2 separate regions of the Homo sapiens genome follow, and region 1 is linked to region 2. Evidence: chromatin contacts called from ENCODE Hi-C data. All regions are on one chromosome and are shown on one strand. Each heading gives the region's core, a stretch centred on a gene start or an enhancer-like site at or near the end of the contact. The rest is flanking DNA. Distances are from core to core; before and after follow the strand shown.

What was found. A loop is a pair of places that touch in the nucleus more often than their neighbours do. Pooled maps may share reads with other maps.
Region 1: a pooled map shows a loop between it and region 2 (4-fold over the local background). The contact joins the promoter of POMT1 here to the enhancer-like site in region 2. A Hi-C loop is called at or near these places in 6 of 50 pooled maps.

What each region holds. Positions count from the first base shown.
Region 1 is chr9:131,501,655-131,505,721 of GRCh38, reverse strand. POMT1 (protein O-mannosyltransferase 1) reads right to left here and starts at 2,804. Exons shown (of 20, transcript NM_001077365.2): 1 at 2,649-2,804; 2 at 1,382-1,533. The coding sequence starts at 1,503. RefSeq lists enhancers at 1,214-1,283, 1,294-1,373, 1,854-1,913, 1,285-2,150, 2,151-3,018 and silencers at 2,484-2,633, 2,704-2,903.
Region 2 is chr9:131,236,721-131,240,420 of GRCh38, reverse strand. No RefSeq gene overlaps it. Among named protein-coding and RNA genes, the nearest start is that of FAM78A, 38 kb to the left of the region's middle. RefSeq lists enhancers at 2,008-2,167, 1,964-2,531, 2,587-3,087, 3,088-3,588, 624-3,700. Within about 2 kb of position 2,245, at least 28 of the 41 ENCODE cell types and tissues checked have a DNase peak (open chromatin) inside an H3K27ac peak, as active enhancers do.

The sequences.
Region 1 (4,067 bases), core at 1,555-4,054, 260 kb before region 2:
ACCCAATGAAACGGCTGCAAGTATGAAAGGAAAACGTGGGAATCAACTGCAATAACATGTTTTCAATCAGGGAGAGGTGAAGATAACCAAGAAACTGCTGTCAATTTCTCAGGCATGATAATGCAACTGTGGTTATGTGATTTTTGTTTTTAAGAATCCTCAGCCAGGCACGGTGGCTCACGCCTGTAATCCCAGCACTTTGGGAGGCCAAGGTAGGTGGATCACAAGGTCAGGAGTTCAAGATCAGCTTGGCCAACATGGTGAAACCCCTTCTCTACTAAAAATACAAAAATGAGCCAGGCGTGGTGGCAGGTGCCTGTAATCCCAGGTACTCGGGAGGCTGAAGTAGGAGAATCACGATCGCACCATTGCACTACAGCCTGGGCGACAGAGTAAAACTATGTCTCCAAAAAAAAAAAAAAAATCCTCATCTTTTACAGATATACCGCTGAATTATCTATGAATACTAGGATTTGCTGCAAAGTAAAAACCACTGCAGGGAGGGGCCTGGCTGTGAACTGATAAGGTGAAGCTGGGTAATGAAAATACTGGTGTGTGTGGGGGGGTCATTCATTATACTTGTCTCCCTGCTTTTGTATATGTTTGACGTTTTCCATAATAAAAAGTTAAACAAAAAAGAACATGCAGCAGGGCGGAGTGGCTCACGCCTGTAATCCTAACACTTTGGGAGACCCAGGTGGGTGGATCATGAGGTCAGGAGTTCAATACCAGCCTGGCCAAGATGGTGAAATCCCGTCTCTACTAAAAATACAAAAATTAGCTGGGTGTGGTGGCGGGCACCTGTAATCTCAGCTACTCGGGAGGCTGAGGCAGAGAATTGCTTGAACCCAGGAGGCAGAGGTTGCAGTGAGCCGAGATGGCACCACTGCACTCCAACCTGGGCGACACAGCAAGACTCCGTCTCAAAAACACACACACACACACACACACACACACACACACACATACACACATTAATCAGTTAATAAAGAGCCCTTCAATAATAACAGCAATCACTTCCCATTATGACAAAAACACATTCTAAAAAGTGCTCTCAACAGTGAAGACTTACTTCCAAATCCATTAATCCTCTGCCGTCCAGACTTTAAAACTGTTACTTAAGGCTGGCAACCAGATTTTCCTCTACTGCACCCCTTTAATGGGCCAAATTTCACCTGTTACAGACTCAGAAGGCAAGACCTAAAAGGTGTACTCTGCTGGGGCTGTCCTGGGGACAGACTGGTCTCTCCTCTCACTGCCAAAAACACCTATCACCAAGAAGCCAGGATTTCACTCTCCCATTTATGCTATTCAGTAAGGGCGCCTCCTGTCACAAAGTACAATTCTAGATTCACCCTGGGAATGGAGTCATTTAGCTTACACCACAGCCCGCGGGTAGGTGAGTCGCCACAGCCGGCTCAGTAACCCCATCCCAGTCAGGGCCACAAGGCTCAAGTTGATGTCAGCCGTCACCACTACAGGGCGCTTCAAAAATCCCCACATCTTGTAGAAAAGCGGGCTCAGGCAGACGCCCTAGAAAAGAAGGGAGGAGCCGTGGTCCATGAGGGCTCACGAGAGGCTACAGAAGGGATCCCCAGCCACCCGGCTCCCGGACACACGAGGAGAACCACAGCACAGCCGGGCTGCTGAGAAAGACCGAAGTTCCTGGAGCCTTGGTTCAGGTAGACATGTGGGGTGAGGGGCACTAGCAGTGAACTCGGGTGGGAATTCAGGGGATCTCAGGACTGGACATTCACTCCTTTCAACAACTCATTCCACAAAACCTGCCGAGCACGTCTTGGGCGCGAGAACACTGCTAAGGAACGCCAGGGTTTCTCCCCTCCCTCCCCGACGACCAGAAGCCCACAGTGCGGCCACAGCTACCTGACCCTGGGCAGCTCCTGGGTGCCATCTCAGCTGCTTACAGCCCAGGGACCCCAACCTGGCCGAGCCTCGGGGCCTCCTCATCTCTCCTCAAGGATGCATCTGCCCCCAGTGCCTCCCTGCCTTCTATCCCAGCGGCACATCATCCCCGGGTGCTCCCTTTCTCGCCTGGAGGGTGCATTTGCACCCTGCGCCCCCACGTTCTCCTCCAGGCTTCATCTTCCCTTGAGCTCCGCTTCTCTTGAGGCTGCATCAGGCCTGGGACACCCTGTCTCACACCAAAGCCGCATCTGGCCGTTGGCGCCCCGCTGGTCTCCTCAGGCCCCATCTACCCTGGACGCGCCCTTCCCTCCCTGAGCTGCATCTGCCTTGAGCGCCTTCGTCCCAAAAGGTCCCATCTGTCCTGGGAGTGCCTCCTCTCCCCTTGCAGACCGCATCTCCCTGGCCGGCCCTTCTTCCCCACAGGCCGCACCTGTCCCGTCCACCAACTCCCGAGGCTGCGTCGGCCCCAGCTCCGTCCTCACCCTGAGACTGCACCCGCAGCACGCCCTTCCTCCCTAGGGCTGCACGCGCCACGGAGTTCTTACTTCGGGGCTCGGCCGCCCGAACGCCGCATCTGCCCGGGCCCGAACCCCGCCCCCAGCTCCGGAAAGACGGGGACGCCCCCGGCCCCAGCCCGTCCGCAAGCCAGGGACCCGCGTCCGGCACTGACGGACTCCCCCAAGTCCGGGCTGGGCTCTCGTCCCCGGTGTCCCCAAATGTACCCGCGTTTCTCCGAGTCCACACAGAGCCGCGCCCGGCTCCCGGCAACGCCTCGGAACCGTCCGACTGGGCCGACGGTTGGGGGTGAGGCCGCTCGGCACTCCGCACCACCCACCGCCCTGCTCAACGTTCGATTCACCGAGCCTGCGGGGCCAGACGGGCAGCAGCGCGCGTGCGCACTGGGAGAGGGTGACGCGCGTGCGCAGCGGGCGAGGGCGCCGGTCCCGGAGGAGAGGCAGGTGTGAAACGCGGCGACCTCCCCTCTCTCGGGTGCTACTGTTTTGTGTGCCAGGATTTCTGTGTACTCTAAGCAGACGTGCAGATTTTAAAAAGCGCAGTGGGCTCCCACCCATCTTCTGCTCCTTGCTTTTTCACTCCATCTGGCGTGAAGATCTTAATTCTGCGTCTGCACAACGGCGTTCTGCCGGGCGCGCCAGTTTGCTCCTAGTTTTTTTCTTTTCTTTTCTTTTCTTTTTTTTTGAGACGGAGTTTCGCTCTTGTTGCCCAGGCTGGAGTGCAATGGCGCGATCTCGGCTCACCGCAACCTCCGCTTCCCGGGTTCAAGCGATTCTCCTGCCTCAGCCTCCCGAGTAGCTGAGATTGAAGGCGCACGCCACCACGCCCGGTTAATTTTTGTATTTGTAGTAGAGACAGGGTTTCACCATGTTGGCCAGGCTGGTCTCGAACTCCTGACCTGAAGTGATCCGCCCACCTCGGCCTCCCAAAGTGCTGGGATTACAGGCGTGAGCCACTGCGTCCGACCTTAATTTTTTTTTTAAGACACGGGGTCTCGCTCTGTCGCCCAGGCTGGAGTACAGTGGCAGGACCACGGCTTGCTGCAGCCTCGACCTCTCTGCCCGAAGCGATCCTCCCTCCTCGGCCTCCAGAGCAGCTGAGACCACAGGCACGTGCCCCCACGCCCGCGGGCGCTCCTAGTTTCCTTGCCGAAAAACATCGATGCCACGATCCTGCTTGCACATACATCTAGCGGTGAAGTGGCTGAGGGTAAGGGCATTTAAAACGGACCTAGGGCCGGGGGCGGTGGCTCACGCCTGTAACCCCAGCACTTTGGGTGGCCGAGGTGGGAGGATCCGTGAGCCCGCTTGAGTCCAGGAGAGCCTGGGCAACACAGCGAGACCCCGTCTCTACAAAAAAATACAAAAATTAGCGGGGCCCCTTGGCGTCTGCCTGCAGTCCCAGCTACAAGGGAGGCTGAGGCAGGAGATCACTTGGGGCAGAGAGGTCGAGGCTGCAGTGAGCCTTGGTCTCACCACTGCACTCCAGCCTGGACTACAAAGTGAGACCGTCTCAAAACAAAAAACAAAACCAAAAAAACCTGGACATCAGTGGGGGCTGCATGACCATCAGAGGCTCCAGTGGGGGCATCTCCCCTAAACTCCGTGGCAGAAGACTGGAGGCTT
Region 2 (3,700 bases), core at 996-3,495:
CGGCCGGCAGGAAGAGGCACTATTCTTCGCCCTAGAGTTCTGAAGAGTTTGCCTCTAATCCTCTCATGTTGTTTTCCTTCTCTAGACCCGGGATTTCCTCACATGTACCAAGCTGAGCAGTACTCAGTTGAATACTCGAGAGGACCCTCCGCAAGGGTCCAGAGTTCTCTCTGTGTGAGGCCCTCTCCTCCCCAGTCCTCTGCTTTGTAAACTCCGGGAGACTGTCGGGCTCCTCTTGGGCTCTCCTTCCATGCACTGTGATCTGGACACACTCTCCAGGCGGTAACTGGGGCAATCATATGGCTCATTCATTAGTTTCTTGAATCTTGGGGATCACTGTCCTTCCTTGTCTGATGTCTACTGTCTTGATTTTTTTTTTTTTTTTTTGGCAGAGTCTCACTCTGTCACCCAGGCTGGACCTTTGCGGGTCCCCGAGCCCCATTCCTGAAGTGAGTGCTGCCGGTCAGCTGTGGGATCAGGGAAGACTTCGTGGGGCACTGGGGTCCGTCTGCTGGGGCCTGGGTCTCTCCCTGAGAAGGCAGGGAAGCCACCGTGAGCACCCCAGTGACTCTGCCAGGCGCTGCCCTGAGCCCCGTGCAAGCCCTGCCCTGTGAGGCACACGGCACCTGCCTCATTTTCACGGGGGGCAGATGGGACGGCTTGCTCCAGCTGGTGTCTCAGAGAAAGGCCTCCTCCCCAGGGCCTCCTGCACCCAGTCTGCACTCTTCACCACTCACCTGGCTGCCCTGCCCTAGTGCGTTCCTGGGATGAGACCCAGAGGACCCCTGGGCAGGGTGGGGGAGCCCTGGCCTTGCTGTGTGCCTCTGGTGCCATTAGCTGGCCCTGTGCCCTTGAACTGTCTGAATACCTGCTATCTCTTGTCATCTCAGGTGGGGGTCTGGCTTTTGAACAAGTCTTGGCTTCTTTCTAGGAAGTCGTGCTGGGAGTCATTTATCAACAGTTCCTGACTCTTGCTCTGTCCTGGCACTGCCCTCACAGAGCTGCCCGTTGCTGGGACGGACTAGATAAATGAATGAAACCACCGACTACACGAGAAATTTCAATTGCGACGGAGGCCTCAAAATAGCAGTGCGGCAGGGCAGGAGCACACAAAGGGAGCCAGTGCCTGTGAGCAGGTCAGCCCACCAGGAAGGCTCTGCCGTGGGGAGGTGGCGCTTAAATGGAGACCTGCAGGATGAGCAGGAAGGGACAGAGGATGGAGCGGTCCTGTGGCGACGAGGAGAATGGGCCATTTGAGAAGCAGAGAAAGTGCAGAGGGGCCTGGAGAACCGCAGGGAGAGTTAGATGCGGAAGGGGGCAGGAGGGGGAGGAGGGCCAGACAGGAGGGCCTGCAGGCACTGTGAGGGCTGCATGGCAGCCAAGCCCCCTTCTAGGCTTCCAGATGGAAAGGCACTAGGTGAGGTCGAGAAAGCCAACATCCGATGGGCCACAAAGCAAAGCTGCTTCTGTACCCTCACGGGCCAGGATGCCAGCAAGGAGAGGTCGCCTCTAGCCAGGACCGGGCTCGGCTCTTGTCTCATATGCTGGGGCTCCCGCCTTCCATCCACAGCCCACTCGCTCCCCCCACCCCTGCCTGTGGCCTCTGCAGCTGGCAATCTAGGTCTGAAAACAATGCAGAGAATCTCCGGCCGGCCGGGGCTGCGGTATGGATGGGCTTCTATTTATAACAATGCAGCAACTGCCACCTCAGTGGGCCTGTGGCCTGACCTCTGGTGGGACTCTGGCAAGCCTCAAAGCCAGACCCCAGAGGAGACGGCAGAGGAAGGGCAGATGACACAGCTGAAGGGTATGGAGCCAGCTGCTCCCACCCTGGAGTCCTCGTCAGGACCCGCAAACCCCTGTCCATGTGCGGTTCACGCCAACATAAGCTAGACAGGCCCGGCCTCTGCCCAGCCCCCGCCGGGCTGCCGTTGTAGACAGATCGTGATCACAGATACAAACAGGTGAGAGGCAGCAGAGGGGACAGGTAACTGCGTGGTGTCAGGGTTATTTGCTGTGACTGATGTCAAGGCCGGCTTGTTTTCACAGGGTGGTCTGCTGGTCGGTAAGGGGTTCAGCAGTGTTGCTGGCACCAGCCGGCAAGATTTCTTTGGAAATGAACAGGTATCTTGGAGAAGAATCAGGAGATCCAATGGTAGCCAGCCAGGGCCTGGCAGGAGCGGGAGGGAGACACTGCCCGGGCCCCAGTGCTGGCTCCGCCCCTCATTCTCTTGTGAGACTTGGGCAAACCGCTTCCTGGCTCAGCCTCATTTTCTCATCTGAAAGCTGTGGGTTGTAGTACGTGGCTCACAGGGTGAAATGTGAAAATGTCAGTGAAGGGCTTAGCATAGTCAGTGCTGGCATGCTGTAGCCATCCAGTGAGTTGTTACTATTACAAAGCAATTTTTAAAAAGGAATGTGTGTTAGAAACACAACCAGCAGGAAGTGAGCTGTGCTTCCGTATAGCAACATCAACGAGGCAGCGGTTCCCAGCCTGAGTGCCAAGGACCCCAACTCCAAGGAGAAAGGTTCCGAGCAAACGTATTTGGGAAATGGCGGACTGTTTCCTCTTGTTGATTTACAAAACATATTTGCATATTAAAGGCTCAAAAAGGTCTTTTTTATAATAAAAAGATGTTAAATTTTGTTCCATCCACTCTTCCTAAACTTATATGGCCATAGAGCCCCCCCCCACCTTTTTTTTTTTTATAGAATACTAACTTCCCATAGGAGACATTTTGAAAACGGCAGAAGTTTGGGGGTTGATACACCCTCCATCCAATTGCTCCTCCTCCTTTCCCCAGGAGGAAAGTAGAGAGTGATGTTGAGACAGAGCAATGGGGGTGCACACGCAGGAATCCGACCAGCTGGCAGCCCAGGCTGGGAGATCCACTATCCCTGCCTTCCAGCCAGGGTGCTCCACGGACTTCCTCAGAGGAAGTTCAGGCAAGAAGCCCCATCTCTGGCATGAAACTGGGCCAGTTTTGTTGGCTGAAAATCAAATGCCGAGAAGTACTGGACAGGTCTTCTAAGAGAAATTACAAATGGGGCCAGGTGCACTGGCTCATGCCTGTAATCCCGGCACTTTGGGAGCCAAGGAGGGCGGATGGCTTGAGTCCAGGAGTTCAGGACCATCCTGGCTAACACGGTAAAACCCCGTCTCTACTAAAAATACAAAAATTAGCCAGGCGTGGTGGTGCACGCCTGTAGTCCCAGCTACTCGGGAGGCTGAGGCAGGAGAATCCCTTGAACCTGGGAGGCGGAGGTTGCAGCGAGCCGAGATTGTGCCACTGCACTCCAGCCTGGTGACAGAGCAAGACTCCGTCTTAAAAAAAAAAAAAAATAGAATAAACAACTAAGTGGCAGTCCAGAAGCCAAGTGGGGTGAGCTGCTGCAAGGCAGGATGAGGGCAAGGAAGGTCTTTCCTCCTCTGTTACAGGGACTCACAGAGGAGGGTTCAAAGTGTTTTGAGTGGCAAGGAGGTGACTTGGCCCACTTGTGCTTTTAGAGTTTTTCTTTTTTGAGCAGGTGCCAGAGCGGCTTAAATTTACACTTGTGTTTCTTATCAACAATTTCAGATAAAATCCCTTAGCCTGGATTAACTGCAAAATAAACATGTTCATGGGAGCTGGGTTCTGTTTTTCAGATGCCCCCTGGGTGGGTATTTATGGCTACTGTCCTTAGATTAAAGCAGAAGGCC